2 separate regions of the Mus musculus genome follow, and region 2 is linked to region 1. A link is a contact called in ENCODE Hi-C or POLR2A ChIA-PET data. All regions are on one chromosome and are shown on one strand. The core of a region is the stretch at or near the end of the contact, and the rest is flanking DNA. Distances in the headings are between cores, read along the strand shown. Region 1 holds the start of Pax2 (paired box 2). Region 2 overlaps Pdzd7 (PDZ domain containing 7).

Region 1 (7,246 bases), core at 3,709-6,208:
CTTGATTCTTCCTCCCCCACCCCAGCTTTTCCTCTTTGGTCATAGTTCTCCACTCCTACTGTGTGAGCCTGTTGGCCATGTTTTGACTATTTTTTAACCCCCCCTCCCAGTTCAGTGGTCCACAGGCCGCCACCTGGCTGACCCGTGCCAGTATGAGGCCCCTTTGGTGGCCAAGTGGTTTGTATTGTCGTTGCTCCTCAAAGGGGCTGTGAAGGGCCGGAGAGGTTGCTAGGTCCTCTTATGAAGGAAAGCAGGGTTAAAGGGAGGAGGGGCCAGAAAGGATAAAGGCTCAGCACGTGCGCGCCGCCTCATCAGGACCAACCGACCAGGCGGGCGGGGCCAGCTGGCAGTCAGGACCCCCGGGATTCTTGTGGGGTGTCCAAATATTGGGAACAAAGGCGGGAAAAGAAGAGAGCGGGAGGGAGGGAGAAAGGGAGAGCGCGAGGAAGCAGAAATTAGGGGGTCTTAGATGAAAAAAAAAGTAGCTTTAGGGAGAATGTGCTGTGGAGTGTGAAATTGCAGCCCACGGTGCTCCATATTGTACCAGAAGCTCTTCCAAAAAAAAAAAAAATCCTCCAATGTGACCAGAAAGCGGGCTAGGCAGGGGGAGGGGTGCGGGAGGGGCCTGGCGGGAACCGGCCAGGCGGGGCAGGAGAGGGGCCTTGGAGCGGTCACCTACTGCCAGGGACCTGGACACCTAGGGTACGCCCTCCAAGGGCCCACTCGGAGTGCAAATGGCCCGGGGATATGCGACCTAGAGTTTGATTGTAAGAACTTTTTTCTTTGCTTTTTTGTTGGTGGAGATGGTGAGTTACAAACGGAAATGATGCTGAGCTGCTGAGCAGCTTCTCAGCCTTCGCTTTCTCCCTCTTTCGATCCTGCTTTCCTTTCCTTAGGACCAGTTTTGTTTTGTTTTCATGTCCCTTCATTCTAAACACCCCCCCCCAACTTTAATGCATTTAATTTGGTCTGCGCTGTAGGGAGCATTTCCTAGGGAGGTACGCTTAATTTCGGAATTTCTAATCCCCTCCCTCAGAGCTAAGGCCATAGCTCCCCACGCTACTCCCCAGGAGGTAGAGGGAGAAAAGACAAGCGGGGCCGAGGGTGGGGGGAGGGGCACAGCTGAATGCTTCACTGCAGCGGGGGAGGCGGCGGGGGGGGGATTGCTTGCCAGGTCCTCGGTGACACAGCCACCTTCGAGAACTGCTAGAGACCCTGTGCCTAATGACTGGGGTCAGGATCAGGATCCTGTGTGCAGAAGAGATGCAGTCATGTCACGCCCCCACCCCACCCCCAGCAAAAGAGTAAAGAAAGGGGGCCTGGGTGAGCGGGGTTAGCAGACAGGATCTCTGCCTGCACTTTACTTATGCATGATCCGCCCACAGACGCATTAAAATCTGGGGTATAAGTCACATGCGGCTTGGGACACCTTTGCATAAGTATCTATGAGAGGGCCTTCTTGCAGGACCGCAGGCCTCCCGCACACCTAACACTCACGCAGAGCAGGCCCGCTCCAGCGGAGAACCAGCTTGACCCTAGGCTTTCGGAAGGGAGGTAGTAGGAGTGGGGCTGCCAGGCGCCAAGCGAGCATGGCAGAGGTGGCAGCAGAGAAGGCGAAGGAACTGAGATCCACAAGGAAGATTTATTGGGCAGATCAGATGCACAGAGGCGACTAATGAAGCAAATCCCGAGATGGGTATCAGAGCAACTCCCCAAAAGTTTATTTGCCTTTAAATTTCCGCAGGGAGGCGGGCTCCTTGTTTGAAGTGTAAATGCCCCTAGGTTGTGGGGGGGTGTTGAAGGGCTGCTTTGAAAACACTAGAGAGAAAAGGTTCATTTAGAGTCAGATGAGGGAAAAGCAACCAAGCCTGACAGGTCGAGCCCTGGCTGTGTTTGGGGTTGGGTTGTTGTCTTTCTTTTTCTTTCCTCCCTTTCCTCTTCTTTCTTCTTTTCTTTTTCTACTCTTTCCCCTTCTGTTAGGGCCCATAGAAGAAGAAAAAGAACAGGAAAGGGGGAGTCAGAAGGAGAGGCCATCGAGAAGGGACATCTGCAAATCAGCCCTTCCTTCTAAAGTCCAAAGAGAGGGCTGTGCAGAGGCTAACGGGCTTCCAAAGCAGCAGGGTAGATCGCCTTTTGATTATCTAGACCCAGAAACCAGCTGGAAAACTAACAGGGAAACTGGAGGTGTGTGTGTGTGTGTGTGTGTGTGTGTGTGTGTGTGTGTGTGTGTGTGTATGTGTGTGTGTGTGCGCGCGCGCGTCCCAGGAGTCCTGGGAAGGCATGCCTGAGTTTTCTGGAGCTACATAGAAATTAGACTATCACTAGCCCTCATTCCTAAGAGGATGTATGTGGCAGATACTTGCGTAAGTGCAACTTCAAAAGTGTTTTACGAATTGAATTGTTAGTTCTCTTTACAAAATGTAAAGTTCGACCCCACTCCCATTCTTATGGGGAAATATCCATTGTCTATGTTCACATTTCATAGGACGTGAAACATGAAACTATATTTCAGTTCTAGAGGACTCTGGATCTCTGTTGGAGTGAGGAACTCCGCTGATTTTTGTTTCCTCAACAGACATACCAAGACTTAACTTAAGCACACCCAACAAGAGTTCCTTTATGAACTCTTCTGAATGCTCCCCACCTCAAATTCTGGACTGATTGCTTCTTCAAAGGAAGATAAGGCTACTGCGGTTACTACCACCTTAGAGCTTCTGGCTCCCCAGTATGGGAGCTGACCCTTTTAGGCTGAAATAACTCTGTTTCCACACACACACACACACACACACACACACACACACACACACACACACACACACACACACACTTCTTTTCTGTTCCCTATGAGAAGTTAGTGCGTGTTGCTGAGGTTGTGAGGTTGTGAGATTTGGCCAAAGCAAACCCGGGAGCGCCATCTACAGGCCTTGAGAGGAAGGCATTGGTTTTCCTGGCAGGACCCCTGAACCTCCTACTCTTCCTGCCCACGGGAACCTAGTCCTCAGACCAAAGGAAGTGGGGGACAGGGTGGTGGTGGGCAGATGGAAAGGTGGTTTATTTTTATTTTTATTTTTTAGTTTCTTACTTTCCAGCAGTTACTCTGCAATTGGATTAATCTAGCCGGAAATTTCCAGGAGACCGGGCAAAGGCCCAGATCCCAACCGACCCAGCTCCCCTTGGAATGGAAAGCTCAGAATCCGGTGTAGCTGAGCCTGGCCTGAAACTCACCCAGAATGTGGGCGGTTCTAAATGCCCGGTAGGAGTCAGTCTGAGACGGGCTGAGAGTCTAGTGGGTGCTTCCCCCAACCCCATCTACTGCCGAGGCTTTTTGGCTATAGGGACAGGGGCACTGTCTACACTCATTGCCCTTCCTCTGGGCTTCAGGAGCTGCAGACAACACCAAGGAGTCTTGGGTCCGCCGGGCAAGAAAGCTGTGTTTCTCAGCTTGAGCTTCCTGGAGCCGCCCTTTTTCAGACCCAGGGAAGCCTGGGAGGAGGGAGCGAAAAAGGGGGGGGGGGTGAGTTAAAACATCAGCTGAAGTGCCAAGATGATTTATGAGACTAGGGAAAATATTTCATAAAGATCTCCTGGATATTCTGTACTTAACCAGTTAGGAGACAAAGGGCTTCTCTCGCTTAGTGCGTGCGAGAAGACCCCAGCGAACAAGGGAGCGAGTGCGGGCCAGGCTGCAGAGACTGGGCCAGCGGCTCTGGTAGGAGCCGGGCCAGGCCGGCGTGCTGCGCCAGCTGCGCTCGCTCGGGATCTGCAGAGCTGGCGGCGGGCGGCGCTCAGTCGCGTTCATAGCCTCCTCTTCTCCCCAGCCGGGGAAAGAGAACGCCTTGGTCCCGCCTTGGGCTTCTGCATCCTCTGTCACTGCCGCGGACAAGCCGCTGCGCACCGTCTCCCGGCACAGTCCCTTCCCTAGCTACCCGAGGGTCCAGGTGCCAAGTTCCCTGGCTCTCCTACCATCCGTTGGGTCCCACCAAGGCAGGTGGGTTCTAGCCAGAGGCCTCTAGCTTGATTCCAAACCAGGCGTCTGGACTGCCCAGACTCCGGGGAGGGGGTGCGCGCCACCGCGTGTGGGACGGGAGGGGACAAACTGCTGGGCACTTTGCCCCGGAATGAGAATCATGCGTGCGTGGATGGGAAGGTACCACAGGAGGAAAAGGCGAAAGGGAAGGACCAGAGGGAAAGGGAGAGAGGAAGGAAGACACAGGGAGAAACGGAAAGGAACTCAGCGCAAGGGTAGCCGAGTTAGGACAGGGGCTGCGGACTCGCGGGCGTCTGGGATTTGCGGGCATTGGCCGGTGGATGGCAGGGCTGGGCGAGTTAGGACTGAGAGCCTGGCTTCGGAGTGCCGCGCGCTCGGAGGCCCTCTGTGGTTGCCTGAATATTCATTAGGCTGGCCGCTCTTTATCCTTATCTAACGTTTATCTTCTCGGCGAGTTTCGTTTCTCAGTGTAGTTTTAATCCGGGGCTCCCATTCCTCCTCCCCCTGGCCCGCTCCTCACCCTCCCTCTTCCTTCACCCGCTGCTCCCTCCCGTTTCCCCCCCCTCCCGGGCCCTCCCCTCGCCAGCACCGGAGTGACAGGCGCGGGGCCCTCCTTGCCGAAGCTCGGGGCTCCGGCGCTGGCGAATCACAGAGTGGTGGAATCTATTGCCTTTGTCTGACAAGTCATCCATCTCCCGGCGCGGGGAGGAGGAGGGGGTCTGGAGGGGGCTTTGCAGCTTTTAGAGAGACACACACCGGGAGCCCAGGCTCCAGTCTCCGGCCGAGTCTTCTTGCAGCCGCAACCCACCTGGGGCCAGCCCAGCGCTGCGGGCGCCGCTCGGCTCCTAGGCTGCCTCCCTCCCTCCTGGCCCTTCGGTCGCCGCGGCGTGCGCCTGCCTTTTCCGGGGGCGGGGGCCGGCTCGCACGCTCCCCTCCCGCGGGCGCCCGCTTGGACATCCCGGGGATTGCTACTTCTCTGCCAACTTCGCCAACTCGCCGGCACTTGGAGCGGCCCGGCTCCCCTCCTGGCGCCCTCGGGCCGCCCCCGCCCTGAGCTCTCTTGGTTCAGAGCCTCTCGGACAACCGGGTTCCAGGGGAGCTGAGTGAGCCGTCTTCCCTACCCGGCCTCAGCTCTGGCCGCAGCTGGCGCGCGAGCCATGCGCCCCAAGTGCCCCTTGGTCCAGCCAGTCGCCCCGGGGCTGCGTTGCTGACTGCCCAGCCGCGTGCCCCAACGGTGGCAAGTTGCAGCCTCTGCGGTCGCAAACCCCAGCGGGCCCGGAGGAGTCCCGGCGTGGAGCGCGGCGCGGCGTCCCCCGCCCTCGCTTGCCCCCCAGCAGTCGGGCGCCCGCTCACTCTCCCTCCCCCACCGTCCCTTCCTTTTCTCCTCAAGTCCTGAAGTTGAGTTTGAGAGGCGACACGGCGGCGGCGGCCGCGTTGCTCCCGCTCCTCTGCCTCCCGATGGATATGCACTGCAAAGCAGACCCCTTCTCCGCGATGCACCGTGAGTACCGGCGCCCGGCTCCTGTCTCGGTTCCAACCCCATGTAGCCCCAGCGCGGTCCGGCCCCCTGCGCTCAGGTCTCACCCTAGAGGCCACACTGGCCTTTCCCTGCTCCCTCCTTTCGTCCTTTCTCTTACCTAGTGTTTCTCACGCCTTCAGCCACCGTTCTGCTTTTTGCCACGCCATACTCACGGTTCTGCCTGCCTTTCTACCTTCACTAGTGTCTCACCTCCCTCGGCTCCTTCCACCTGCTCCTCCTTACCTCTCGGGATCCATAACCCTGGGCCCAGGTTCCAGCCACCCACCCCCTAGTCAGTCTTTGCCCTGGACTAAAGGACTAATTGGCAGTAGTTTTCAGGCTGTTCTCTCTCTCTCTCTCTCTCTCTCTCTCTCTCTCTCTCTCTCTCTCTCTCTCTCTCTCTCTCTCCTCCCTCATCTTTACCTTCCTCAAACTTAGAGTTGTGGGTAATCGTGAGGAGGCTCCTAGTTTGGGCAGCCTTGGTGTCAGGACAATTATGCCTAAGATCCTGGGGGTGTGACCCCCTTCTGAGCCTAAGCTCTCGGCGCCTCTTGTTCCCTTCGGCTTAGTTAAGGCTTCCTGGGGGGCTGCTTTGCTACGTCCCACCCTTTCTCCCACCCTCACCTCTTCCCCCCCCCCTTCCCTTCCCTTTTAGCTAGGAACAGGAGAGTGGCCGGTCACTTTTTTTTTTTTTTTTAACTTTGCCTAGGGAAGTGATCATTCTAAAAAAAAAACAATGAAGGATTTTGAGAAGAAATCAAAGTCAGGGAGAGAGGTAGAGCCATCCAGGCCAGCACCTGGATGCTGTACACTCGAGAGACTTCCTTGCCTGTCTCCACTCACTGTTGAGGACCATTCAGCCAGCGCCCTGGCCAGGGGGTCAGCAAGAATGGATATAATCAGAGGGAAAGAACAAAAGAAAGACAAATGCCAAGGCTGAGGAGAAAGGAAGGAGAAATCAAACCAAGAGGGGGGAAAATCAAGGAAAGAAAATTAAAAGGATGTTGGGGAAGAGAAATAAGAAAATAGGAATAGAGGAAATATCATAATGATATTTGAATGCATCTAATTCATAACGGCTCTTTAGCTCCGAAAACTATTTGTCAGGTATCTCCCCTTGCTTAAAAAGATAAATAATATTCTAAGTAGAAAAGCCCTCCCCATCTATAGATTAATAATTAAGGATAATTTGTAACTTTCCACAAGGTAACTTTTAGACCTAGCCTGATTTGTGCTTTAAAACGCGATCCAAGAGGGAGCCGTGTTTTGTTTGTTTCCTAAGCACATATTGAGCTTCACGGGACTATAAAAAAAAAAAAACACCTGCAATAAAATATAGTTCCCTAAATAATTTCTAGGTAAAGGAAACCCAAACGCGAGACTTCGGGTCGCTGCGAATCTCTCAGCCGGCCGGGAAGCCTTGCTCTTTTTCGGAGGGAATGAAGCAGGTTCATCCAGGCGGCCGGTCTCTGCCTCAGCCCTGCTGCCTCTGCAGCACTCGGGGGTTTTTGAGGATTGCTTCCTGGACCCATCAATCGGGGCCAGTGACGGGGAACCTCTTCGAAACCCAAAGGGGAGAAAAGCGAGCAGAAGGTGGTCGAAGGAAGGGAGAGAGGCTCTGCACGGGCCGGCGAGACGAGCAGCTACAGCCCGGGTTTGCGCCAGCGGCAGTTGCGCATTCTAGGCCCGGTTCCGCACAGATCCTCCGCAGCCCATCCGCCCTGAACTCCAGCGGTGCC
Region 2 (7,339 bases), core at 3,292-5,791, 270 kb after region 1:
TAACCATGGAGGCATCACTAGGCTCGCCTCCTGCTGTGCGTCCATGCGTAAACTCCCGAAACTGCATTTTCTGGAATACCCAGCATACCGCCCAGTGCCCAGTACCTAGAGGCCTCACCATCTTTCCTCAATACTTTGCACCCACAGGTGTGTCAGAAATCAGGTGAGATCTCCCTGCTGAAGCAGCAACTGAAGGAATCTCAGGCAGAGCTGGTCCAGAAGGGCAGTGAGCTGGTGGCGCTGCGGGTGGCCCTCCGTGAGGCCCGGGCCACCTTGCGGGTCAGTGAGGGCCGTGCCAGGGGCCTGCAGGAGGCAGCCCGAGCTCGGGAGCAGGAGCTGGAGGCCTGCTCGCAGGAGCTTCAGCGGTACCGCCAGGAGGCTGAGCGGCTCCGGGAGAAGGCCGGGCATTTGGATGCCGAAGCATCGGGACTCCGGGATCCCCCTGTACCCCCTGCCACCACCGACCCGTTCCTCCTGGCAGAGAGTGATGAGGCCAAGGTGCAGCGGGCAGCGGCTGGGGCAGGGGGTAGCCTGCGGGCTCAGGTGGAACGGCTGCGCCAAGAACTGCAGCGGGAGCAGCGGCGAGGGGACGAGCAACGGGACAGCTTTGAGGGGGAGCGGCTGGCCTGGCAGGCAGAGAAGGAACAGGTGATCCGCTACCAGAAGCAGCTGCAGCACAACTATATCCAGATGTACCGGCGTAACCGGCAGCTGGAGCAGGAACTGCAGCAACTGAGCCTGGAGCTGGAGGCCCGCGAGCTTGCGGATTTGGGCCTGGCGGAGTCGGCCCCTTGCATCTGTCTGGAGGAGATCACTGCCACTGAGATCTAGGGCTCTGCAAGGGGTCTGAGCCACAGAGGCCCACCTGCCCGGGGATCCACTGAGCACGCGCTCCAGGTCTCAGAGCCAAAGGGCCTCGGCCGAGCATTCGGGTGGCTCCGTAACTTGGAGAAGCAGCAGAATCAACCCTCTGTGTCACCGTCACCCAGAGGCTCCTGCCTACTCTGCCATTTCACTCCCTCACTGTCGCCACTGCCAGCCCACTCCAGCTGGGAAGGGAAAGAGGCTGCTTCCCTGTCTCCGCATCTACCTGCCTGAAGCCAGAGAGAGCCCGAGGGCAACCAGCTGCTCCAGATGTGCCTGCCCTCAACATGTCCACGTGGAGGGGCAGGGCCGGGCATGGGGCTGATCCCCATGTTGAGCTCTGCAAGCCTCTTCTGGGCTGAGGGGGCTGAAGTCAGACCAAAGGAAGAACCCAGCAATGTCTTGTTTATTTGTGTTTGTGACCAAGCCGTCCTCCCTAGTTCCAGGGTTACGGCCTCATTTCCACTTGTATATTTTTCACACTGTAAATTTCTTGTACAAACCCAAAGGGGAAAAAAATTTAAAAAAAAAAAAAAGTTTTGTTTTAAAAAAAAAAAGTGCAATGGATAAAGAAACTGCAGGGGAATTTGTTTGACATCCATCTCTGCTTGCTGGCTGCTCGCCTACCTATGATGGAATTCTTAGGACTAATCTAGTAGAATCCTGGGTCCTACTGGACCACACCATGAGTTTTGAGGAACTAGAAAAGCCTTCCCATCCTGTCCTCTACACTGAACCCTGCTTGAGGCTGGGGGATGATTGCAGTGACACCCTCCCCCCACTTGAGGACTCTCAGTTTACGACCCTCAGATTATGGTGAGCCAGGTCCATCGTGAAAAACCTCACACTAGTCACAGGCTCCAGACTTGAGTCTGTCTGTCTCCTTACTGGGAAGCAGTCCAGGATTAGGGAATGCACATGACATGGGTTGCCCACTAGCACACGGTGTTCTTGGACATCCAGCTTGTCCTGAAAGGCCAGAGCCCTTTTGACAGCCGGGGTGGATCAGAGCCACCAGTGTGGTGGTGCTCTCAGTAGTCAAATGGATAGGATAGAGGTACACAGAACCCAGAGGCAGCAGGAGGACTTGAGGTCACTAGGAAGGGTCATGGGGATCCTTAAGTATAGGGGAGAGTTTAGGGATACTTTGAGGGACCTTTAGAGCTGAGCTGAGAGACTGCTGGAGTTGCCTAGCCTCAGGGGGAGGTAGCTGGGTGAGAATCCGAGCATCATCAACAGGTCCAAGGGCGGAGGGACAGTCAGGAGCAAGGCTCTGGTCCTTAACAACTCGTAGGTCAGAGGCTAGGGGCAGCAGGCCAGGCCCAGGGACCCTGACCACAAGTTCCATAGGTTCCCGAGCCTTGTTTCGGTAAGCCCTGCGGATGGTGTCCACTGCTCGCTGGTGGGTTACCTGCTCCAGGCTTTCGCCATCCACTGCCACCAGCTCAAAGCCAGCCTGGCACAGAGATGGAATATTCAGTTCTGAGTCATTCCCACCCACCACCCAACCTGAAGGCAGCGGCCTTTCACCTCCACCAGCCAGGACACTCCTACCCCATCTGGGTGCAGGGAGTGGACAATAGGACTTTTGTGCCTGCAGCTGTTGGGGGCAGGGTGGGGCACAGACAATGGCCCTTTGTCCCTTGGGAGGAGGTAGAACAGGATGGGCCATTCTCAGGCCAAGGCTTGCATGAGGGGACACATTCTTCTCTAGGACTGCCCATCTTACCGGCCTGACCCCCATACTCCCAAGCCACCTCCTATGACCTGGTCTGAACATGCCCAGTTGGAAGTGTGGAGCGGTCTTGAACCCTGCTATACTTAAGTCGCAGGCCTAGAGAGGCTTAGCGCTTCACGCACCTGTAGATCCCCGCAGAGGAAAGCTGCACCTCCGGGAAAGATCTTCTCTATCTTCACCATGGGCTGCACCTTGGACTCGATGCCCCCAGAGATGCTAATGCCTGGGCAAGATCCAAAGCAGAGTGACTACAGTCTTACCCTAAACCTTGAGCTCCCGGGAGGATCCTAGAATCCCAGCCCCAAGTCCAGTCCCGCCTTCTTCCCATCTCTGGCTTCTGTCTCAAGTCTCAACCTCCAAACAGATTCTCCAACGATATACCTTAGTACTCAGATTCCTTCCCTGGCCCACCAACCTCCCTCAAACCCAAGGAGTCTACCCTGCTTAATAGTGCTCCCAGGACTCACCCAAAGACTGCTTCATCTTGGATAGTGTGATGGTCCTCAGCGCTCCAGTGGAGACATTCCCGACTGCTTCCTCAGCTATCCGACCATTCTCCAAGGGCCCTTGCCTGGCTCCCACTTTGGCCACCTGCCCATCCAGAAGTCGTGGAAGCAGGGGCCTTGCTTTCCGAGGCCTGTGGTAACGCCCGTTGGCTGTGGCAGCAGTGGCGATGGGTGCCGGGGAAGGGGAGCGCCTGCGCCCAGGAGACTTGCCTTGACCTCGGCTGTGGCTGCGACTGCGGCTGCGGCTGCGACTGCGGCTGCAGCTTTGGGCTGGGGTCTGGCTCTGGTTCTGCTGAGTGTCCTCTCTGCTTAGGGGTTCTGTCAGTAGCCAGTTAGGCCTGGGAGGTCGGGGAGCCACAGGAGGTGGCTGGGGAGGAGGTGCGCATGCGCCTCGGCGTAGCGAAAAGGCATCAACTGGCACGTCTTGTAGAGGGGGGATTCCCTTGTGGTGAGGAGCAGAGGCACCGAGGGAGACCTTAAGGACCCCAAGCTTCTCCCTTATCTCTCCGTCTTCATCCTCTGAGCTGTTCACTGGTAGCAGGTAAAAGCCCCCACGGCTATCTGCGGAACATGGTCAAGGCTAACTGGCTTTTCTTGACCATCCCTTGCAGACCCTGCTGCTTACTGTTTCCTGTAGGATGCCCGAGTGTGTGCAAACAAGGTCTAGATTTGCTCAGAGTTAGGTGCCCCATGGTAAAGGGGCACTGGGTCAGGTGGACAAACATGACCTATTATTAATAGTATTTTGTATTGTAATACAGTTCTACTTTGGCAGAGCCAAGAGACCAGATTTAAAAACACGTAGTTTTGAAATGTCCTGTACGGGGATGTGTGAGTAACATGGCCTGGAGGACAGCGCTTTCTTTCCTGACTACAGTCAGTGACCCTGCTCGGAGGCAAGGATGGAAGACCTGTTCTCCCTGTTCCAATGTCCCCAGGGTTGTCCCCTTTCCCCAGGTTATAGGACTCTGACTGACCAGGCACAGGGGTGATGAGGTGACGTTTGGGTGGCGTGTCTTGCCTGGTAGGTCTCAAAGCAGAAGGCCCCACTGGTTGGAGAAGAGAGCAGGTCAGAGGTCAGACACCCCTGCCAGGCTCGCAGATAGCTTTGCCAATGAGCCACCCTCCACTCCCACCCCACCCACAACTAGAGCTCAGGAGCCAGAAGTCCCCGCCCGCCCCCCCAACCCCCCACCCCCGCTGCACACACTGCTGACCTGCCCTGCTCTTAAGAGCCTCAAAAGCCTCCAGCTCCACAGGCATCACCATGCTATCGAAGCGGCCAAGGTCTGTGGGGGCCACCACGCTCCTGGGGAAGGCAGGGATGTGGGGTAAGCAGGGCTTGGTTCTAGGGGGTGCAGTCATGGAGAAGCTTCAGTCCTAGGGTCATTCCGTTCCCCCGGGTCGTACCCCCCCACCCCCAGCCTCTCCCAACCTGATGTCCCTCAGCAACAGCAGCTTCGTGGGCCTGTCTAGGATGGCCAGCAGGGGGCGCACCAGATCCTCCACACCACCCTCATGGACATACTGCATTTAGAGACATCACAGGTCAGACAGCAGCAGCAACTCTAGCTAGAGCTGGGTGTGGGGAAACACCAGGGCACACAGAGACCCTGGAGCCCATCGGCCATCTTCGCTCTAGGACAGAGTCGCCCTATCCAAGGTCCACAAGTTGGTGTGTCAGTGACCTTGTGGATGCATGACCTTGTGAATGCCTGGAGTGATCCACAGATCTGCAACAAGTACCAACATCAATAATGGCATCTGGACAGGCAATTCTAAGCCTTTTACATGCAGTCTTTCACTTCGCGGCCACTCTGAGATGATTCCTGTTTTACAGATGAGGAACCGAAGCTCAGGGAGAATTTGCTCAAAGCCACACAGATAAAGACGTAAAGGAAAAGCAAGAACCCAAGACATCTTCCTATTGCTTGCCCTGGGGCAGGAAAAGAATGTTCAGGTGCTGGACTCCCCCACCTCCACTCCCACCTCTACCCCCACCCCCACCCCCAACGCTTTTGCCCAGGCAGAAGGAATGAATGCGAGCCCAACACTAGGCTGTGGTCCTGGCGGTTCCCACCCTTTGTTCAGGGTTAGAATGGTGATCTTGGCAAGCGGATGGCTCTACAGCCTCTCTAGTCAGTACCCTTCTGCCTGGTACGGCCTGGATGCCACCGGCCGGGATGCCACACCCCTTGGATTCTAGAAAACGAAATACTGGCAGCCAAGTTACTTGGGCAGCACACTGCCCCCTGGTGGTGAAAGGAAGACAACTTCAGAGAGCTCCTTGGATTGTTACCACGTATGGACATAGACACAGAAATAGCTGGCCCTCTGGCCATTAGCATGAATCATCAATAAATATTTAGGAATAAATGAAAAAGTGTGTGTGTCCCTAACCTACACATATGCTTACAGGACTCACATCAACAATACACTACCATATATGTGCATATCCCTAAAGTCCACAAACACAAGATCAGCAGCTGGGTGGCAAAAGAGACACAATGATAAGACCCTCTCCCAGAGCGTCAGGGACTCTGGTGGGAACAGGGACAGATGGCCTCACGTGGCAGTCATCCGTAAGCCACGGACCGCAATGAGACATTATGAGTTTCTGAGAAGGGTGAAGGATCGTAAGCAAGGGACCACTCCGCCAACGCTTCCAGGGTGGACACAAGGGGCAGCACAGAAGCTCTGAGGGCAGGCAGGATAGCGAGGTAACAAAGGTTTCATGTGGCATCAAGGGCTCATGGAGACCCTCCGGCAGGGCTGCACAGGTTGAGAACATGGGACTAGCACCCCCTAAAGCTATGCGGCTCATAATTGACATCAGCTATGTGGTGGCCCTGGAAGATCCCAGAAAAGTTGGGGATGGCAGATTGGGGTGTCACACCAGGTAAGGCCTAGAATGTGGGAGAAAGCAACTTGTACTCTGTTCTGCCTCATGAGGGAAGAATACCTCTGCATCAGTAAGAGAGGTCTTTAAGTTCCTGGCCTGAGGGATGTGGATGGACAGCTCAGGGGAGAGAGAGGAGATTCAGGCATGCCGCCTTAATCACTAGGGAACTTTGCCTCTCTCTCAGACCCGGGCTCTGTTTCAGAGGGTATGGGTGGGGCATTGGGTTGGCTGTGAGCAGTAGGTTCAGCCTACAGGGTAAATAGAACCACAGTGAATGAAGTCCTGGTTTGAAGAAGGCTGGGCAAAGGATGGGTGTGGGAAAAGGGGCTGGTCAAAGATACAGACACAGAGCCCCTCCTAGTGGCCATATCTCGGAGTTGCAGGCTCACCAGAGCTGGAGCACACCGCTCACTTAAAGTTCAGAACTGAGGACAGAATTTAGCTCAGAGCCCATGATAGGGCCCTCCATCTGCATTTCTATTGTAAACCAGATCTTAGGAAAGAGAATGTGTGAATGACCCCATCTTAGCCTTTGAGTGATACTTCATCATATATGGGTACATACATGCATGCTATGCACATACGAACATGTGTGGCATGTCAACACAACACTTCACAGACATGACAGTGTACACATCACAATAACAACACACAGCCCCGTCACAGTCCAGGTAAAGTTAGGAACAAGTGGCTTTCTGAAACTGCCCAGATTGCCCCCCATGTGCAACAGATGCATGGCCCTCCAGGAAACCCACCACAGGACCCTGGGAGTCCTGGAGACAAAATGATAGTAAAGGATTTTACAGTTCTCCTGGAGAGATCAACAGTGCCCCGCAGCCTCCCCAACACTTAGGCTCCAGGGATCCCTCCAAAACTGACTCCCTCTGGTACTGGTCGAAGAGAAAAGAGAGAGAATAGTATGGGTATTGGGGACGGTTGAGATGGGAGCAAAGGCTCACAGACTTGAGAAACAGGAACAGGCCCTTGGCATAAAGCCATGTCTGCTGGCTGTCCCAGGCACACAGCGGGGGAGATGGGAGACAAGACTGGGGGCAGGAGAGAACACAGTCGCTTGCCTACAAGGACATTCCCCTCCTGTTTGTCACCTGATTTCCTCTCCCTTAACTTAAATGTCACCTCCTCTGAGAGGCCTCAGATCTCCTGGGTTACCCACGGCTGCCTTTTCACTGTGCTCTGTAGGACTGGCCACTAGAGGGACTTAGATTCTAGGTATTGTCTCCCTCCTGCCTGAGAGCTTACTGGCCATTGCCCTCCCAGCAACAAGCCCAGGTACTGATCAGTGAACAGTAGTCCGAAATGAAGGCCAGG

What was found. Hi-C counts contacts between places; a loop is a spot of excess contacts on that map. ChIA-PET counts read pairs that join two places held with the same protein, here RNA polymerase II (POLR2A).
Region 2: POLR2A ChIA-PET joins it to region 1 with 12 read pairs in Patski. The contact joins the enhancer-like site here to the promoter of Pax2 in region 1. A Hi-C loop is called at or near these places in 1 of 37 maps with a recorded cell type or tissue (T-helper 2 cell). POLR2A ChIA-PET finds 5 or more read pairs at or near these places in 1 of 5 experiments (Patski).

What each region holds. Positions count from the first base shown.
Region 1 is chr19:44,751,948-44,759,193 of GRCm38, forward strand. Pax2 (paired box 2) reads left to right here and starts at 4,959. Exons shown (of 10, transcript NM_001368747.1): 1 at 4,959-5,489. The coding sequence starts at 5,447. RefSeq lists promoters at 1-5,421, 1,244-5,421, 4,147-5,421, a cis regulatory region at 129-609 and enhancers at 920-1,039, 1,576-2,284, 1,576-1,985.
Region 2 is chr19:45,025,655-45,032,993 of GRCm38, forward strand. Pdzd7 (PDZ domain containing 7) reads right to left here. Exons shown (of 16, transcript NM_001195265.1): 11 at 4,544-4,635; 12 at 4,326-4,417; 13 at 4,086-4,157; 14 at 3,070-3,669; 15 at 2,725-2,825; 16 at 1,253-2,320. The coding sequence ends at 1,961. Lzts2 (leucine zipper, putative tumor suppressor 2) reads left to right here. Exons shown (of 5, transcript NM_001130526.1): 5 at 148-1,450. The coding sequence ends at 831. Among named protein-coding and RNA genes, the nearest start is that of Lzts2, 11 kb to the left of the region's middle. Within about 2 kb of position 4,542, at least 2 of the 3 ENCODE cell types and tissues checked have a DNase peak (open chromatin) inside an H3K27ac peak, as active enhancers do.